2 separate regions of the Homo sapiens genome follow, and region 1 is linked to region 2. Evidence: read pairs that join two places in POLR2A ChIA-PET (ENCODE). Cell type or tissue: Panc1. All regions are shown on one strand. Region 1 overlaps SARS1 (seryl-tRNA synthetase 1). Region 2 overlaps SORT1 (sortilin 1).

What was found. Peaks named below come from ENCODE experiments on the same cell type or tissue, not always from the same donor. Only the 100,000 strongest peaks of a DNase experiment are listed, where the experiment ranks them.
Region 1: POLR2A ChIA-PET joins it to region 2 with 23 read pairs; 2 of 35 experiments call an interaction of 5 or more read pairs at or near these places.

The regions. Positions count from the first base shown.
Region 1 is chr1:109,217,717-109,220,216 of GRCh38, forward strand. The region is part of intron 1 of SARS1 (seryl-tRNA synthetase 1); the gene reads left to right. Among named protein-coding and RNA genes, the nearest start is that of SARS1, 5.0 kb to the left of the region's middle. In Panc1, no CTCF peak of the experiment used is centred here; no DNase peak of the experiment used is centred here; H3K27ac peaks cover 253 bases.
Region 2 is chr1:109,369,451-109,371,950 of GRCh38, forward strand. SORT1 (sortilin 1) reads right to left here. Exons shown (of 20, transcript NM_002959.7): 2 at 80-139. Among named protein-coding and RNA genes, the nearest start is that of SORT1, 27 kb to the right of the region's middle. In Panc1, no CTCF peak of the experiment used is centred here; no DNase peak of the experiment used is centred here.

The sequences.
Region 1 (2,500 bases), 150 kb before region 2:
TGCCCAGCTAATTTTTAATTTTTTGTAGAGACAGAGTCTCACTTTGTTGCCCAGGCTGGTCTCGAATTCCTGGACTCAAGTGATCCTCCCACTTCGACCTCCCACACTGCTGGGATTACAGGTGTGAACCACCACGCCCAGCCCCGAAATTATATTTTCAACACATAATCAGTATTTTTAAATTACTGAAACTAGCCCGGTGCGGTGACTCACTCCTGTAATCCCAGCACTTTGGGAGGCCGAGGCAGGCAGATCACAAGGTCAGGAGATCGAGACCATCCTGGCTAACACGGTGAAACCCCATCTCTACTAAAAATACAAAAATAATTAGCCGGGCATGGTGGGGGGCGCCTGTAGTCCCAGCTACTCGGGTGGCTGAGGCAGGAGAATGGCGTGAACCCGGGAGGCAGAGCTTGCAGTGAGCTGAGATCATGCCACTGCACTCCAGCCTGGGTGACACAGAGAGACTCTGTCTCCAAAAAAAAAAAAAAAAAAAAAAAATTAGCCAGGCGTGGTGGCGGGCGCCTGTAATCCCAGCTACTTGGGAGGCCGAGGCAGGAGAATTGCTTGAACCCGGGAAGCGGAGGTTGCAGTGAGCTGAGATCGTGCCATTGCACTCCAGCCTGGGGGACAAGGTGAGACTTCATCTGAAAAAAAAAAAAAATTACTGAAACTACTGAGATATTTTACTTTTTTTTTTTTTTTTTTGGTACAAGTCCTCAAACTCCAAAGTATGTTTTACACTTAAAGCACCACTCTGTTCAGGTGCTCATTTCAAATTTCAAATGCTCATAGTCACATGGTATTAAAAGCTACTATATTGGACAGTACAGCCTTAAAGCATAAAAATCCAAATTCCTGAACACAATTTACAAAGTCCCCCATGCCTTCCTGGCCTCGCTGTCTACCACTTCCCACATAGGGCCTCCCGCTCTTTGCTCTAGCTTATTGCTACTCCTAGACTCTTTCACACTTCTGTGACTGTTGCCTCTTCCTGGAATGCTCCTTATCAGGGTGTGCCACTCCCACTTCCAACGGCCCTCTTTGGCACTCAACTACTGTTGTAGTGCCACCTCATTTATTGAGTGCTCTCCTTATATTATCTTACAAATCTCTTACAGCATTTATACTATTCCTGTATATACCCTTCAAAAACTTATTTTTATTGACATAGATACAGTAAAGTACACAAATCTTAGTGTACAGGTTGATGAGTTTTCTAAATATATACACCAATGTAACACTTAGATCAAAATATAAGACATTTAGGCCGGGCGTGGTGGCTCACACCTGTAATCCCAGCACTTTGGGAGGCCGAGGCGGGCGGATCATGAGGTCAGGAGATCGAGACCATCCTGGCTAACACGGTGAAACCCCATCTCCACTAAAAATTCAAAAAATTAGCCGGGTGTGGTGGCGGGCGCCTGTAGTCCCAGCTACTTGGGAGGCTGAGGCAGGAGAATGGCATGAACCCAGGAGGCGGAGCTTGCAGTGAGCCGAGATCACACCACTGCAGTCCAGCCTGGGCGATAGAGCAAGACTCTCCATATATATATATATATATATATATATAGTGTACATATACAGTATATATATACACTATATATTTATATACACACTATATATATATATATATATGACATTTACAGCACACCAGCAGATTGCCTTATGCCACCTCCCAGTCAGCCCCTCCTCCAAAAATAATAGTATTCTTACCTCCATCACCATAAATTCCTTTGCCTGATTTTGAACTACATATAAATGGACTTATGTAGTATATACTTTTGCATATGGCTTCTTTCTTTTTTTTTTTTGAGACAGATTCTTGCTCAGTCACCCAGGCTGGTGTGCAGTGGCGTGATCTCAGCTCACTGCAACCTCCGCCTCCCGGGCTCACACCATTCTCCTGCCTCAGCCTCCCGAGTAGCTGGGATGACAGGCACCCACCACCATGCCTGGCTAATTTTTTTTGTATTTTATTAGAGCTGGGGTTTCACCATGTTAGCCAGGATGGTCTTGATCTCCTGACCTTGTGATCCACCCGCCTTGGCCTCCCAAAATGCTGGGATTACAGGCATGAGCCACCGCGCCCGGCATGGCTTCTTTCTTTCAAGATTATGTCTGTAAGATTCATCCATGTTATTAACATGTAGCAGTAGTTGGTTCTTTTCATTGCTATATAATACTCCATTATGTAAATATGCCAATCAATTCTACTAGCATATTTACTGCATGACATTTGGATAAACTGGGTTGTTACCGGTTGAGGGCATTATGAATAAGCTTCTAGAGACTCTTTTTTAAAAAATGTTTGATTGGCAATTAACAGATTATAGTTGTATATATTTATAGGGTACAATGTAATGTTATGATTTATGAATACAATGTGGAATAATAAAAGCAGCTAATTAACATATCCATCACCTCAAATACTTATATTTTGTGATAAGAACATATGTACATTCTTATGTGTGTCTTTTGGTAGACATTAACACTCATT
Region 2 (2,500 bases):
TATTAGGTGCTTAACCCTTCCCCAAATCTGTTATCATCTTCTTGCTGGGCTGAAATAACAGACTCAAAATATGACTTACCCCAGTGCTATCTCCAACCCAGGACAAGGATACTGAGCCTCTGAGATCATCAAACACATGCTATAAGGGGAAAAAAAATTAATTTAGAAATGACAGCCACTCTCCTTCAATCTTTGGCTTCTTTAAATATCTGAACTTTATTACTGTTCAGAGTAATTAAGTTCATAATTACAAAGTGGGTATGGATTCCCAGTACAAAATTTGGGAGGGATGGGATTTAACTACTTAATGTGAATCACAAATAACTTGGAAATTTAAATTCTCTCTAACACAAAGTAAGCCAAGCAGATGAGTTTTCTTTACTGCACCAGATGGGGAGATGGGAGATGGGACAATCTAATTGCTTTCTCCAACAGAACTAAATATAAAGGTATAGCAAAGTATTTTTAGGATGCTTTAAAACAAAAGATCATAGCCCACACTGGCAGGCGTAATTGTAACCAAATCAACATAATTTAAATTTTTCTGGGCATCCTTTACAGTATAGCTGAAAAGTTCGTAACTGGATTCCTTTTACTTCTAGTCTAGCTCACTCAAAAATGACAACGGGCAGAAGCAAGAAGCAAATGCCTTTGTTTCACCTTTTTATTTAATAACAATAGTAATAATGATAATAATAAAACAACCTTACTAGAGTTGCAGTGAGAGTAAGGAGGTAAAAAAGGGAAAGCTGGTATATTATATCCAAAATATAGTAAGCATGTTAAAATATAGTTATAATAATCATTGTAGGTGGTTTTGGGTTTTGTTTTTCAAATACTTCCTTTCTCTACTTATACAATAATATATATTCATTAAAGAAGATGTAGACAATTATAAGAACGCATAATAAAGATAAGTCACTCATAATCCTACCACATAGAGATATTCAAGGTTAATATTATATGTATTAATACAATCGTCTGTTCTCTATAATTTTTGTAACTGATAAAAAAAATAAAAATTCCAAAGAGGTAATAACTGCACTTGGCAAAAATTTCAAACCATATAGAAATTACATACTATATAGAGTCTATATAGCAAAGAGTGAAGATCCTTCTCTTTTCCAGGCCACATGCTCACCACCCAAGCCCCATTTCTTAGACAGTTTAATAGTTCAGTATATATTTCTAATAAATGTGGATGATTATGCTTTTTTCTTAAGACTTATAATCTTACTAAGATTTTAAAATCTTAAACATGCCTTGCCCTCCCAGATATGAGAAGCTCCTTGGAAGCTGGGGAATGTAACTTTATACTTCTTGGTACTCCCTGTGCCTTCCACAGGAATACTTTGCACACTCAGTAAGCATTTGTTGAAAATGATTACACATCCTCCCCAAACCACAAACTCAACCTCAAAATAGAACATGTCTATAAATGGTTGGGATGCCAGCTACTTGGTCACTCAAGCCACCAATCCCACATAGAAATCTAAAGAAACAGAACTCAAAACATGAACTGTTTTGTTTATCTTCGAATTTTCTCTTGCAGTCTTGAATGGGCTTCCGAATTCACGTATGTGATTTCCCCTCTGGACCGTAAGTACCTTTGATGTCAAAAGAATCTCTTACACAATTTTTGTAAGTTAGTACAATCAGTGCCTCACGCAGGTCTTGCTCCGTAAATAATGGTTAACTCTCAAATGCTCGGCAGAGCTTCTCACAGCCTCTGCAGGAAAGAAGGGCTATTCAGACATGCAGGCTTGCCAGGCATCTGAGAAAAAGTAGGGCTGCCAGAGCTTCTGAAACCAGAGGCTTAAAAACTGACATAGCAGTGTGTCTTATATGATATTTCACACATAGCAAAACCTCACATTCTCTTGAGTGAGGATAGTGTCTGAAATGACATCAATGAGGTCCTTCAGGAAAAACAGGAACATCCAGAGCTACCACAAGCACCAGGCAGATCACAAGGGCTAAGATCACAGTCATCTAAACACAGGTTATCTTTCCAAGGAAGGTCCTTGTCATAACTAAGAGAAAAGAAAAAGTCCATCAGTTATGGCACTGGAATTCGTGGTTGTCTTCATCAGGCTGTAAGATATCAGTCTTGAGCCAATCAGGACTGCAACTTTTACTTTTCAGGCAATGCTCTACACAGCCGACCCAGTCAATGCAGACTGGCATTACCCACATTTTCCTATTGCTCAACTACAGAATGAGGAGGATTATCACGTGTCACCGGCAACTCTCAGCTTCACTGAAACAACTGAAATGGTAATGGACCTCACTCATCATCCAAAGAGTTCCTTTGGAAATGTAGGCCAGATTTACTAGCAAAACTGTGGTTTTCTACTGCCCTTAAGCTGTCCCTCCCACCCACTCCAAATAACCAATGAAGATTTGCTTTTGAAAATGGGCAAACTCACTGAAAAACTCATCTACCTATAGCAAATGTAATTAATTTTTTAATATTTCAGTCTCTAACATTCTTATACTG